Linked DNA regions of Homo sapiens: region 1 is linked to region 2. Evidence: chromatin loops called from intact Hi-C (ENCODE). Cell type or tissue: endothelial cell of umbilical vein. All regions are shown on one strand.

Evidence for each region. Hi-C counts contacts between places; a loop is a spot of excess contacts. Peaks named below come from ENCODE experiments on the same cell type or tissue, not always from the same donor. Only the 100,000 strongest peaks of a DNase experiment are listed, where the experiment ranks them.
Region 1: it touches region 2 in a loop (14-fold over the local background); 5 of 110 quality-filtered maps call a loop at or near these places.

The regions. Positions count from the first base shown.
Region 1 is chr5:40,199,812-40,207,811 of GRCh38, forward strand. No RefSeq gene overlaps it. Among named protein-coding and RNA genes, the nearest start is that of LINC00604, 37 kb to the right of the region's middle. In endothelial cell of umbilical vein, no CTCF peak of the experiment used is centred here; DNase peaks (open chromatin) are centred at 3,280 and 4,530; H3K27ac peaks cover 2,776 bases.
Region 2 is chr5:40,329,340-40,337,339 of GRCh38, forward strand. No RefSeq gene overlaps it. Among named protein-coding and RNA genes, the nearest start is that of LINC00604, 93 kb to the left of the region's middle. In endothelial cell of umbilical vein, no CTCF peak of the experiment used is centred here; DNase peaks (open chromatin) are centred at 3,852 and 4,272; H3K27ac peaks cover 1,998 bases.

The sequences.
Region 1 (8,000 bases), 130 kb before region 2:
CCTGTCTCTACTAAAAATACAAAGAAATTAGCTGGGCACAGTGACTCACGCCTATAATCCCGGCTACTCTGCAGGCTCAGGTGGGAGAATCGCTTGAACCTGGGAGGTGGAGGTTACAGTGAGCTAAGATGCCACCACATCACTCCAAAGTGAGACCTTGTCAAAAAAAAAAAAAAAAGAAAAGAAAGAAAACAAGGTGATTTTTTATTATTGAGTAGATTTACCTCTCTTGCCTGAAACTGGAAGGTTTTATAAGAACAAATACATTTTAAATATGCTAACTGGGAAGAACATTTTAGATGAGGGAAAATTTAAACTTTCAAAAACTTCAGCATAAAAATACAAAGACTTTCTTCTTTTGGGAAACTTATATTAAAGAAAAATTGCTAAGTAATCCAAAATTTTGTAAAATTAGGCTCTTGTTTGTATGTATGTATTAAAAGTTAATTTATTTAACATATATTTATAAAGTACCAACTAAGTATCAGGAATTTTTCTAAACACTAAAGATACAGCAGGGAACAAGACTGATATTTTACCAGCACTTGCTCTAGTTGGGTGACAGAGGAAATAAATGTATATATATATTTCAATGTATATATTTGAAATGGAAGATCAATTCCAGGTAGTAAGCAATACAGGAAAAAGTTATTTTAAGGATGGGAAAATATAGGTTCTCCAACAGACATAACCATATGAATGAAATTAAATAGTCGTGCCTTTAAAATAAATTTGTATTGATTTTCTCATGATTTCTAAAATAAGTTCATTGTAGAAAAGATGGAAATGTATCAAGAGTAAAAATGTCAATATCATGGCTAATCTTTACTGAGAATTGCAGCATATGCTTTTATTATAGTGTCTGATTTAATTTTCAGAAACATCCAGTGAAATCAATATATTTACTATCCTCATTTTGTACACAAGAAAACTGAGACATGGATGACATAACAAGGTCTACATATATTGAATGGCAGCTTTTGAAATAAAAACAAGGTCTATTTATTACATGTCTCTAAGCCCATACCATTACCATTACACTATTGTGGTAGGCCAGAAAATCACTCTCCAAATGTGTCTCTACCCTAGTCCATGGATCCTGTGAGTATTGTTATGTTATGTGAGTATGTTATGTTAATGGAGGAAGGGACTTTCCAGATGGAATTAAGGTTGCTAATCAGTGGCATTTAACAGGTTCATGGATTATCCAAGTGGATCCAATCTAATTTCCTCAAGGCCTAAAAAGCAGAGAAGTTTCTCCAGCTGGATTCAGTCAGAGAGATGCCATGGAATAAAAAGTCAGGAAAGGTGTAAATCATGAGACCTCACCCACTGTTGCTGGATGTGAAGATGAAAGTAGCCATGAGCCGGAAAGTGTGGCAGTCCTTAGAAGTTGAGAACAACCCTGGCTGACAGCCAGCAAGGAAACGGGGACCTGAGTCCTACAGCCACAAGAAGCTGAATTCTTTCAACAACCTAAATGAGCCTAAAGTAGATTCTTCTTCAGAGCCTTCATGTAAGAGCCCTAGCTGACTAGCACCTTGATTTTGGCATCATGGAACCCAGAGCAGAGAAACGAGCTGGGCCTCCTAGAGTTCTGACTATGGAACTGTGAGATAAATTTGTGTTGTTCTAAACTATTAACTTTGTGGTAATTTGTTATAGCAACAGTAGATAATAAATGTGCTACTCTACTTCTCCTTAAAGAAGCAAAAAAATCTCTAATCCTGCCACCAAGAGATAATTACTATAAGCATTTTAGTGCATATAGGTTTACCGCTTGTTGTCTATATATAGATATATTGTTATAAGTTTTAGATTATGCTGAACATATTATTTTTAACATCCTTTCTTTTAAACCCAACATTTCATGATGAAACTCTTCCCATGTTTTGAAAGTCTTCTAAAAGAATTTTAAATAGCTAATACTATTCCGCTGAAGAGTTATACCACAGTTTAATACCCTACTTTGAATATTTGTTTCCATTATTTTATTAATATTCACATAAGCTAGATGTCTAATAGGGCCTCTTGCCCGCTGAGGTTTAGATAGGTTTTCTTGAAGACACTATTTCCGTAGCCCAAAAGAACTGAAATCTCATGAAACACTTAGGCACTTGCAGCTCAAAAGTAGTATCCATCTTCTCATGCTATTTCTGGGACATATCACTCTTATTCTGATAAAAGAATTATTTTTAAGTTATCCAGAATAAATTTTCTGCCACTAAATCATTAATGACTAATTAAAACTTTATGAAAATATTTTGTATGTGAACCTATATAGACAATGGGGTCAATTTCCTTCTACATTTTCTTATCAGTTAACATGATTGACCTTTCCTTAACTGAAGTTGGAAGTCAAAGTTACTGATTAATTTTTTACTGTTTCTTAGCATTGCAATAAATATTCTTATACATACGTCTTTATACATGTTATTATTTCCTTAGGCTAAAAGGCTTTGATCTGGAATACCAAATCGAAAAGTATACACGTTTACAGCTTTTTATTCTTCTTCATAATAACCCAGTTCTTTTGACAAACGTATTGTTCAAATACAAATCAAATGCTAGAAACTTTATTGGAAATATATTTGCATTAAAAGTCAAAGGAAGGCTGGGCGTGGCGGCTCAAGCCTGTAATCCCAGCACTTTGGGAGGCCTAGGCGGGTGGATCATGAGGTCAGGAGATCGAGACCATCTTGGCCAACATGGTGAAGCCCCGTCTCTACTAAAATACAAAAAATTAGCCGAGCATGGTGGTGCATGCCTGTAGTCCCAGCTACTCAGGAGGCTGAGGCAGGAGAATCGCTTGAACTGGGGAGGTGGAGGTTGCAGTGAGCTGAGTTCGCGCCATTGCACTCCAGCCTGGCGACAGAGCAAGACTCTGTCTCAAAAACAAAACCAAACAAAACGAAAAGTCAAAAGAATATGTTTTTCTTTCATATCTGCAAATAGTTAAGTTTCTTGGTTTTGCCTTCATATTTTTCCTCAGATGTAAAATGATGGTCTTGGTTATAAAGGATCACATTATGTAATGCTTTAGAAAAGCAAGCTGAGGATTTTCTGGTATAAGCACTATATTATAACAACCATCTAGGATTAAATATATTTCTTTAAACAGTTGCCAATGTCATGTTGAGTCTGAATTATTCAGGGAGAAATTACAGATGTGCTTCTACTGAACCTCTTATCTTATTACAGCATATTTCCTTCACAAATATTTACTGTGCAGGAAATAGAAGGGTTGGGCCTATTAGAAAACTTTCTGCATTGCTCATTTCCCTAATTATTAATGAATATTGTTCTCCTAGCATCACAAATTCATTTCTGAACTCATAATTAAATGACTAATACATATAAGGTTCTGTATCCAGTAAAGGAAATAACCAAATAATTTTCTACATTTGATAGCTTTTGGGTTTATTAAAAGCACATGACCTCATTCTTTCTGATGCCAATATCAGGGTGCCTTAGAGAGAACTGTTGTGAAAAAAACTTGTCTTTTTTTTGTTGAAATTGATTTCAAATATGAAGCACCAAAATTTACCTTTCTTAAAAGAAACCTTGGTAACTAAAGCCAGTTTTTATTAATTGTAAAAGGAAATTTCTAATTTATTAAGAAAATTAATGGCTTGATAAGTACATGGAGAAATTTCTTACAAGCTAAGATTCAGTCATTTCTCTGCTCTCATAAACAGTTATAATAGCTAACTATTTCCACCATTTCCAAAGAATTGAGAATTTATTTGTTTCTTAATAGAGGATTATCTTCATTGGAATATTCTCACAGATGCAGTATTTTTTTTCTTACAGTGTTCTTATGGGAAAAAAATCTTACTTATGCTGGATGTGTTTTTAGGTGATGGAAATTCTAGGTGTTAAAAATCCTGGTGACTCTGTAATTATAATGCTTAAATTCCAAGTGAAATTGTGCATTTGGTTTGATTCTTGGATAAAACCAGAGCTTTACTCTCAGAGAATATGCTTCTTACTAATTTTGCATTTATGGATCCTGAGTAAGAGAAGCATGTTCTAAAATCATGGTTCTCCAGCTTTGGTAGGTATCAGAATCTCCTGGGAAGCTTGGTAAAAATAGAAAGGTCTGGGTCCTATCTGAACCCAGTGAATCCGTGGCTCCAATTCTCTTGTTGATTCTGTTATACACCAAGTTGGAAAACCACTTTTCTAAAATCCTATTTTAAAGTTTGTTCTTCCCCCCTTTAGTGTGTGTATGAAAAAACTGAGGACTTTAATAAAATACAGATTCTGACTCAGAGTGGAGCTGGGGTGAAGTCTTAACAATCTATACTGTTGGCAACTACCAAAGTCATACCTATGCTCTGATCCATAGTCCATATTTTGAGTAGCAAGGCAGAGTCCAAGGGAATGGCTTATATTACTTTTCATACAATATCTTCCTCAGGCCAGTATGAATAAGTTTCCCACTTCCAGCAGCACTTGCCTAGGAGATATCAAAACTGACTTTTGTATTTTATCACAGCTGGCTCTAAATAGCTTGATATTTTCCTGAACTTTGAGTGACCTGGATGCCAGATCTTTGCTGAACCTAATTGAAGACACTATTATGAAAAATGAACAATGAGACTATTTTAGCCAAGTGTACACAGACCTATGGACTCACTCTGTCCTCTCCAGAGTGCTAGTTTTCCATGCTTAGTATAATTATGAACTCCTTCTCTGCAGTATATAAAAACCTCTGACTTTTCCCCTTCAGCAAATAACTCTATTAATTGAATTTCCTCATTAGCATGTGTTTCCTTCCCTGACAAGTTAATAGTTTAGTCTTGGTTTGTTACTGTGGTTGTTATTGCTGTTGTTGTTATTGTTTTTGCTCTGGAAGGCTTTCTTTTATTATTTGACACCAGGTGTAAGACATAGTATTATCCAGAAAATCTCTGTTGGATCTTTTATGCCTTTCTCAATCATGTCTGCCTAGGGAACCCTACCCCATCATTAGCTATTTGTGGGTTCACTCAAGTCTCTGTGCCTCAGTTCCAGGTAAGGGAAAAACATCTTCCCTGAAGATTAGCTGCATCCAGGTAGACTGGCAGTTGAATTCATATTACATACTTGGTCAATGCATGACCAAGAACCTCTAAACTGAGAAATAAACTTTACATAGTTCTGTGTTTAATATCCTGGGCATTGGACAAAAGCAGAGGGAAATGGACCCACCATCAAATCAAAGTTACCAAATTATAAAAAAATAAACTCCCAAGAGCAAGAGCTAGCACGCACGTGCACACACACACACACACACACACACACACGAACAATTTGCCTTGTAAGTTTTTTGGTATTACATTTATTAGAATCAAAATACAAAATAAGCATACTTTAAATGTGTTTGGAAATGAAAGAAAACAAAAACTTGAACCAAAAAAAAGCAAGAAACAAAAATAACAGATGAACTAAATAGATTAAATATACAGGAAGAGAGAATTGATGTGGTAGATTGATTAAAAAATGAACTCAACTCTTCATCCCTCCCTATATTTAAACCCTCTGCAGTGTGACTTTGCAGAGCTCATTAAATTAGTGGAGTCTATTTTCCTAGTCTTAAAGTCTGGGCTTGCCTTTCGATTGGCTTTGACCAAGAGAATGTGGCAGAAGTGATAGCATGCAGGGCTGACATTCATTAGGCATGAATGTCACAATTCCTAAAATTTCTGGGGACCATAGTACTTTCAGAGGCCCATAAAAGTGTTTTAATATTAATTTATTTTAAAGTAGAAAAAATGCTAGATGTGGTGGCTCATGTCTATCATTCCGGCACTTTGGGAGACCGAGGTGGGATGATCATTTTAACCTACATGTTTGAAACCAGCCTAGGCAACATAGTGAGACTGGGACCTTATCTCCACAAAAAAAAGGTGTAAAAATTAGCCAGGCCCAGTGGCCCTTACCTGTAGACCCAGCTACTCAGGAGGCTGAGGTGGAAGGATGGCTTGAACCCAGAAGGTCAAGGCTGCAGTGAGCCAAGATCATGCCACTGCACTCCAGCCTGGGCAACAGAGTGAGACCCTATCTCCAAAAATAATAATAACAATTAATTAAGTAGGAGAAAAAAGATGAAGTTACAGTAATAAGTGTAGCTTGGATCATATTAATCTTTCTACCAATACCATTGTAAAACATGATTTTTATACTTTTTAATGAAGTGATGTTTGCAAAGGCAACATATGTAGGGTTCACAAAAATAATAATGAAACCTGATAGGAGCTTGAGACTTGGCCTCAATGGTCCTGCTCTATCACAGCCCCATAACCACCATGAGAATATGCCTAGGCTAGCCTGATGAGAGAGTACCCAGAGAAGAGCTGAGTCATCTTAGTTGAGACCCCAGACATTTTGGCTAAAACCAGCCAAAATCTGCAAAGCCAACCCACAGCTTCCTTCAGACACCTAAGTGAATCTAACTGAGATCACAAGGATCAGCCTGCTGACTTGGTTCATGAGCAATAGTAATACATACTCATTGTTTTAAGCTGCTGAGTTTCAGAATGGTTTGTTATGCAGCAGTGATAAACTGATACAATTAGTGAACTGAAAGAAGATTCCTGTAACGAAACCAAGAGACATAACGTGAAATTATAAAATTAAAAGCATGAAAGATAAGAATAAAATACTTTCAAATACATTTGTTTAGAATTCTCCGTGGCAGCTACAGAGAGATTATTTTCAAAATGACGATGACTAAGCTTTTTAGAATTGATAAAGAGTATATAAATTGTAGATTTAGTAAGGACAATAAATCCCAAATAGTGAAATAAGAAGAATCCATATTACAAACATTATAGTGGAAAGTAAAACATCGAAAACAAAATGTATTTAAAACAGAAAGAGAGTAAACATTACTAAGTGCAGACAGCGTCACAAATGTATGTCAGGTAATAGAAAGCTTTTTATAGGCACTGTCGAGGTGCAAAGCCATGCAAATTCTACTTAACCCATCTACTCTTCCCTGATCATCTAACCTGTGAAGGTTTTATCTCTCTTCTGATTTTTGAAGACTCCATGTGGGAATCTCTTATGTTGTACGTATCTCATAATTCTTAGTATCATCATTATTTCTGCACAAGTCTAAACTTTTTTCTTTGACTAGAGATTTCTTAAGACATGCAAGTAGCTGACAGATTATGAAAAAATGCTCATCACTAACCATCAGATAAATGCAAATTAAATCACAATGAGATATCACCTCACACGTGTTAGAATGGCTACTATCAAAAAGATGAAAGATAAGTATTGGTGAGGATGTGGAGAAAAGGAAACCTTGGACACTGTTGGTGGGAATGTAAATTAGTTCAGCCATTTTTGAAAACAGTATGGAGGTTTCTCAAAACACTAAAAATATTAATAGCATTACCATATGATCCAGCAATCATTGGGTATATATCCAAAGTACTTAAAATCAGTATGTTAAAGAGATACCTGTATTCCTAAATTCATTGCAACACTATTCACAATAGCAAGACATAGAAACAACCTAAGTACCCATCAATGAATGAATGGATTTTAAAAATGCGGTATAGGTAAATGATAGAATACTATCTGGCTTTAAAAAAATGAAATTCTGCAGGAGGCTGAGGCAGAAGAATTGCTTGAACCTGGGAGGCAGAGGTTGCGGTGAGCTGAGATCGCGCCATTGCACTCCAGCCTGGGCAACAAGAGAAAAACTCCATCTAAAAAAAAAAAAAAAAATTGAAATTCTGTCATTTGTAACAACATGGATAAATCTAGAGAACATTATGCTAAGTGAAATAAGCCAGGCACAGAAAGACAAATACAGCATAATCTCACTTATATGTGGAATCTTAAAAAAGTCAAATTCAAAGAAGTAGAAGGTGGAATGGTGGTTACCAGAAGCAGAGGAGGCGGCAGGAAATGGGTAGGAAAAGGGAAAATGTTCGTCAAATGGTACAAAGTTTCAGTTAGACAGTGGGAATAAGTTCTGGTAATTTATTGCACAGCACAGT
Region 2 (8,000 bases):
TCTTATATAAAATCTCTTTTCTTTATAACATTCTTTGCATAGCTAGGGGGCATGGCTAATTCCATATATCTCCTGGTCTTATTTAGAACTTAATGCCTCCAAAATAAATTGAACAATTTTCAAAAGTCAAAGCAGTTTATGACGACCTAAAAGCAGTTAGCAAACCTAATATTTGACCTGCATAATTTAGACAAAAATGTATTCATTTTATCAATAATCTTTAAAGCTGTTTTTATTTCCTAAAGATTACTAAAGTTACATAAACTAAAAGGAATTACAGTTTTTATTTTGTTTTCAAAATATTTGATTTAAGCGCTTATTTTTATTTAAGCCAATTAATTAATTAGTGCTCTTTTATATAAACATTACACACAACACATATATAATTACACAGACAGAAGAAGATTACTTCAGTAGTTGTAAAATGTTTCATTTGCTGGTTTTTAAGTTTCTTAATTGGTTATTGGCTTTAGGGTGGAGCCCTTGGAAGAACAGGGCCAGGAAAGGGGTTTCAGTTGCCTCCTGTTTTTCCCAAGGCGTCCAGGCTGTTAGAGCTTGAATATCCACTTTTAATTAAGCTGACTTTTAACCATAGCACTCTTCAATAAAGTCCTTTTAAAATTTCTTACCACCCGATTTTAGCCAGGCCAGTGAATTTTCAAAAGAAAATGTCAAAGGTAACCTCCCAGGTGATCAGAGAAAAGACAATTTAAGATAGTTTATAGTGGAGAAGAGACAAGACAAGGTTATGCAGATATTAAACCAAAAAAGGACTTACTTCCTAAGCAGGAAATCAAACCCAGACCACCAGTGTGAAAGGCCAAAATCTTAGATACTGAGCTACAGCACAGGGCAGTCTCGACTGTCCTTCCCAGGAGTCTATAGAGTAGTTCCTTTTGAAATTGCAAAGGCTTTTAACTACTCGAGATAATTTTTAGAGCTAACTATGACATAAACCCCAAAATTCCTGTTCCCTGGAAGGTGGAATCCAAGAGAAAATACTGTCATGTGGTCATAAGGTCAAGTTCCCAAGGACCTAAAACAAGACAGAGACCCTATCTAGTTTTTTTGTTTGTTTCAGGGACTTGCAGGAAAGTTTGTTATTGACCAGCTTGCTGGGCCGTCTGGAGCAGCAAGCTTATGAGGGCCTAAGCCTATGTTTTATCCTAAGGTACCCCTCAACCCAGAAAAACAAATTCATAGTACAAATACATCAGTTTAAGACTAGCCTCAGAATTCTTTTCAACATTAATCAAAACCTTACAGAAGAGATAAACAGTGATTTTTACCATTCATTCAACTGTACAGAGAGAGAGAAACCAAAAATCTGACTGGTAAGAAATTCTTACCCTTTTGCCAGCATGCCAGGCTTCTGGGTTCCCTTTCCCTGAGCGGCCCTAGTGACTCAGCTTGCTGTATCATTGCAATGGGGCCAAGCTGCATGATAAAGGAAAATTATATTTTTTTGTTCTGGCCAGAGTAAAATATGTGTGATAAAACATAGACATTAGCCACTCTGCTTAGCACTTAATATCAAACTGGCAAGGCTTAAGTTTGCCCCTGGTTGGGCCCCATCATCATTAATCCAACCTCTGACCATGAGTTTCAACATGTGGTCTCTGGGCAAGATGGTTGCCCTGAGCAATAGGCAAGATAAGAAAGGGAAAGGAGAGAGAGAAAAGCATTGCCTGTGGCAGGGTGGGGAAGGCAAAAAGGCCAGAGAAGATCACCCCCCATTCCAGCGACACTGAAAAGTTCAGGTGGCTGCTTTTTTATAGCAAAGGGATCTTTTCCAGCAGTGTCATCATCTCTCATGTTTCCCCTTTTAGGGAGGAAAAAGCTCCCTATGTCCCACAATCCTGTACATTCCTAATCCTGTCACCTGCAGCCGTCAGGAAAGAGCGCAAGGCAGATTATTCCAAGGAGAATAGCAGTTGACATGCTGTAGTGCCAAACCCATTCTTAGCCAAAAGGAACTTTACTGAGAGCCCTCATTTTCAAATGTACTTCAATGCATTGTTGTTCATTCTGATGTTCCACTGTGAGTTATCTTTAGTAATATTTTGGTGTTTCTGTAAGACTTCGCTGCCTCCCAGACCTAATGTATAAGCCAGAAGGAACTCAGTTTTCCAGAAATTAAGGATCCCATTTTTACCTAAAATATTGACTTTACTCTCAGGTTCTCTTGATTAACTTAGCCAATGATTGTTTTTTTCCTACCTAAGCGCACAAGAAAAATGAAAAAAAGGGGTAGAACAGAAAAATTCCTGTGAATTTTCAAAAGACAAATTTTATAAACCCTGCAAAATACTGCTTACTACCAGTTCCTTTCTGACCTAGTCAGATATAAGAGGCCTCTAACTGGATTCAAACCAGTTAATTCCCAGATCAAATCCATTCTTGGACCCAGTCCAGTTTCTGTCACAACTCTAAACCCAGTTTGGATCAGAAATCTGCTCAAAGAAACTCGGAGAGCTCAAAACGCAAATCCGTGGAGCTCCAAAATCTGAGAGGGAGCTTAACCGTGATCCCCAGCTGCTCTGAGAGATCAATGGACACAAGTGAGTCCTGCAGGTATCTTGAGTGTTCACTCAGCACTTCTGGGGGTCACTGGAAGCTCCACTTCGGATCCTACTCCTGACACCATCTGAGAAAAGAAAAACTTCAGCCAAATTAATTTAAAGGAGTTTAATTAAGCAATGAAAGATTTGCAAATCGGGCAGCCCCCAGAATCACAGCAGATTCACAGAGACTCCAGGGGTGCCTCGTGGTCCTTGTGGTCAGAACAAATTTATAGACAAAAAAGTTAAAGTGACAAACAGGAATCGGAAATTAGGTACAGAAACAGTGAGATTGGTTACAGCTTGGTGTTTGCCTTATTTGAATGCAGTTTGAACATTCAGCAGTCTATGAGTGGTATAGCCACTGGGATTGGCCAACACTCAGCCATTGTTACAGGTGCCTACTATTAAGTTAGGTTTTCAATTGTGTCTGACTATTAAGATAGGTTACAGTTCATCCACAAGGACTCAAATATAGAAGTATGGAGTCTTTCTCAGGCCATATTTATCTTGCTTTAACTCTATCTTCTATTTTATAACCATTGGTTCCTCAATAACATCTAGAATGCCACAAATCACCACAAAAGTAAAAACTGGGTGATGGATTAAATGAGAGGGAGGGAGGGAGGGAGGGATGGATGGATGGATGGATGGATGGGAAGAGAGAGAGAAACATATGTCCTTGACTCTTTATTTTGGTGATTTACACCAAGAAAAGAAAGCTAACAAACTGTTTAATCAGAACTATATCAACTTTTAGGTTTAAAAAATTATTTTGTGAAAAATCCATTAGAATGTTTCAGAGATATGATGATTGGTATGCAGATAAATTTCATTTTTAAATATTTGGTTAGAAAAAGTTAGAATTTTTCAAAATATAAAATTATGAATTACATAAACACTCAATCATATTTTGTCCCTTTTGATAGATTATGTGAGTAAAAGAAACGCAAAAAGACAAAAGAATATAGATGGATTCAATGACATATAAAATCTTTATAATCTAAGCCAAATAAAATTATATAGCACTGGCAACTTTGTCATGACTAAATTTATGAGTGTAACACTAAATAATGAACTGTTTTGTGTGTGACTTATAAAGTAGACTCATTGTTGAATGGGAGAAATATATTATCCAATGCATTTTGAGCAAGATGAAATGTAAGGTACCATTTTTATAGAAATATTTTAGAGGAAGCTGTTCAACATTGGAGGATAATAGCCGTTACTTATAAAATACAGCATTTCCCCTCTGATTCATAGGAAAGTAACAAGATCTTTATCAGAATGTTCTCATTTCCACATAATTCAAATACCATGTATATCAAAAAATAACAAGTAAAGACAAAATTTATTAAATTTTAGAATATGAATGGCATTGATCATAGTGAATACATTTGACAAAATCAAATAACCAATGGAGCATATTCATTTTGGTGAGTATTCTTAGTAAAGTCTTTAGGTCTCAGTTTCTTTTGAAAAATAAACTGGTTGTGAATATTACATGAGATAAAATAAACGGAAAGGCACATTGTAAAAGAGTGATAAAGCAATACATAAATATAAATTCTAAATGTTATAACATTGTGCATAGTCATTGTGCATGTTAAATGTTCAAAAAATAACTGAGTTAATGATTGAGGCATTGCAGGAAGTCTGGGGTGAGGCACTTGGCAGGAACTGCCACACAGGACTATTTTCTTCACTATGACAATGCTCTAGCTGAGAGTGAATGTTTTTAATATAAATGGTTTTACTCAGCTTAACAACCTACTGGATTCACTATTACAGTCATGAGTCATTTAAGCACAGGGACATATTCTGAGAAATGTGTTGTTAGGCTATTTTGTCATGTGAACATCGCAGAGTGTACCTACATAAACCTAGATTGTGTAGCCTACTATGCTCCTAGGGTATTGCTCATAGGCTGCAAATCTGTACAGCATGCGATTGAACTGAATTTTGTAGGTAGTTGTAACAAAATGGTATTTGTGTGTATCTACACATAGCTCAATACAGAAAAAGTACAGTAAATATAGGTTATAAAATATTAAAAATGATATACCTGAATAGAGCACTTACCATGAATGGAGGTTACAGAACTAGTATTGGCTTGGGTGAATTTGTGAGTGAGTAATGAATGAAGGCTTAGGACAATACTGTACACTACAGTAGTGTCAGTAATGTTTAAACTGTGCACACTTAGGCTATGCTAAATTTATTCTTTTTAGTTTTCTTCAGTAGTAAATTAACCTTAGCTTACTGTAATTTTTTCTTCATAGACTTCGTAATTTTTTAACTTTTTAACTCTCTCATAACTACACTTAGCTTAAAACACGAACACTTTTTTCCTTTATATACTTATTCTATAAGGTTTTTCTATTATTAGGCATTTTTTTTTACTTTTTAAACTTTTTTGCTAAAAACTAAGACACAAACACACACATTAGTCTGGGCTTACAGGGGATCAGGATCATTAATATCACTGTCTTCCACTTCCAAATCTTGTCCAACTGGAAGGTCTTCACAGGTAGTAACATGCATGGAGCTGTCATCTCCTATGATAACAATGCCTTCTTCTGGAATACCTCCCGAAGGAGCTGCCTGAGGCTGTTTTACAGTTAGCTTTTTTGATTTTAATAAGTAGAAGAAATGCACTCTAAAATTACAATAAAAAGTATAATATAATAAAACATAAACCAGTAACATAGTTGTTTATTATCATTACCAAGTATTATGTACTATGCATAACTGTATGTGCTACACTTATATATTCCTGGCAGCACAGTAGGTTTGTTTACACCAGCATCACTATAAACATGTGAGTAGTGCCTTGCCCTACTACATTTGGATGGCTACAGTGTCACTAGGTGATAGCAATTATTCAGCTCTGTTATAATCTTATTCAACCACTTTAGTGTAAGCAGTTCATTGTTGACCAAAATGCTGTAATGCAATACATGACTGTATTTAATACTGTTTCCACTATTCAAGCACAACAGATCATTCATCATCACAATATTATTATAATCAATACTATTCAAAGGAGAAAACACAAGCTCTGGAAACAATTTCAAGATAGGAGTTTAACTCACTAATGCAAAAAAGACACATCATCAAAAAAGCAGTATTCAAAATGTGAGGTTGATGACACTTATGATATCATTATTCATAGGATGAAGAATTCTGGCATTTCCATTCATCTTTCTACCACCTATATGTCTAAGGCAGACATTGCAGAGCAACTACCTCAACAACCTTACAGCCCTTTTCCTTATGCCTTTCTATAATGCAGAAACAGGAAACTAAAACAAAATGACATTTCTCAGACTGCTTGCAGCTGAATTTTAAAATATGATTTAGATCCAGATGGGATTAAGACTTGGGCAACAGAATGAGAAAGAGGGCACCTTTCTGCTGCTTCAGATAATTCTGCTGGCAAACCCAATGGTGGTGGTAGTTGGATTTCCAAAGCAGCAGTACTAGAACTTGTAGACACAAACAGGGCAGGATTTGAATAGGTTTGGACATGTAATTTATTACACCTTATGTTTGCAAAAATCTTAAATATTAAAAAAGAATGAAATGAAAATTTTAGAACTAAAAAAAATACAACAATCAAAATAGCAACTCACTGGATGGACTCAATAGAGGATGGTCATCACAGAGGAAAGAATCAGTAAACTTGAAATTATCTGAACAACAAAATTTTATTCTAGAAAAATACAATAAACAGAATCTTAGAGACTTGTGGCAAAATATTAAAAGACCTACTATTCACATCATCCGAATCCCAAAAGGAAAGAAAGTTTGATGCAGAAAAATATTTAAAGTGATAATGCACTTTAAAAACTTCCAAAATTGAGTTGGGTGTGGTAGTGAATGACTATAGTCCCAGCTATTCAGGAGGCTGAGGCAGGAAGATTGTCTGAACCCAGAGGTAAAAATTCAGCTGGGGCAAAATAATAAGACCCCATCTCTAAAAAAAAAAAAAAAGAACAACAGGGAGGCTTCCAAGATGGCCAAATAGGACCAGCTCTGGTCTGCTACTCCCAGAGAGATCGACACAGATGGGTGATTTCTGCATTTCCAACTGAGGTACATGGTTCATCTCACTGCGGCTAGTTGGACAGTGGGTGCAGACAATGGAGGGCAAACTGAAGCAGGGCAGTGTGTCTCCTCATAGAGGAAGCACAAGGAGTTGGGGGATTTCCCTTTCCTAGCCAAGGGAAGACATGACAGACTGCACCTGGAGGAATGATACACTCCTGCCCAAATACTGCACTTTTCCCACAGTCTTAGCAACCAACAGACCAGGAGATCCCCTCCTGTGCCTGGATCGGCAGGTCACACGCTCACAAAGCCTTTCTCACCGCTAGCACAGCAGTCTGAGATTGACCTGCAATGCTGCAGATTGGCAAGGGAAGGGGTGTCCACCATTGCTGAGGCTTGAGTTGGCGGTTTTATGCTCACAAAGTGGCCAGGAAGCTCAAACTGGGCAGAGTCCACTGCAGCTCAGCAAGGCCTACTGCCTATCTAGATTCGACCTCTGTGGCAGAGCATAGCTAAACAAAAGAAAGACAGTCTCTGCAGGCTTAAACTTCCCTCTCTGACAGCTCTGAAGAGAGCAGTGGTTCTCCCAGCATGGTGTTCGAGCTCTGAGAACGGACAGACTGCCTCCTCAAGTGGGTCCCTGACCCCCGTGTAGCCTGACTGGGAGACAACTCCCAGTAGGGGCCAACAGACACCTCATACAGGTGGGTGCCCCTCTGGGATGAAGCTTCCAAGGGAAGGATCAGGCAGCAATATTTGGTGTACTGCAGCCTCCACTGGTGATACCCAGGGAAACAGGGTCTGGAGGGGACCTCCAGCAAACTCCAACAGACCTTCAACTGAAGAGCCTGACTATTAGAAGGAAAAGTAGCAAACAGAAAGGAATAGCATCAACATCAACAAAAAGGACATTCACACCAAAACCCCATCTGTAGGTCACCAACATCAAAGACCAAAGGTAGATAAAACCACAAAGATGGGTAGAAAACAGAGCAGAAAAGCTGAAAATTCCAAAAACCAGAGCGCCTCTTCTCCTTCAAAGGATCGCAGCTGCTCCCCAACAAGGGAACAAAACTGGACAGAGGAATGACTTTGACGAGTTGACAGAAGTAGGCTTCAGAAGGTCGGTAATAACAAACTTCTCTGAGCTAAAGGAGCATGTTCTAGCCAATCGCAAGGAAGCTAAAATCCTTGATAAAAGGTTAGACGAATGGCTAACAAGAATAAACAGTGTAGAGAACACCTTAAATGTACTGATGGAGCTGAAAACCAAAGCACAAGAACTTCGTGATGCATGCACAAGCTTCAGTAGCCAATTCAATCAAGTGGAAGAAAGGGTATCAGTGATTGAAGATCAAATTAATGAAATAAACCAAGAAGACAAGA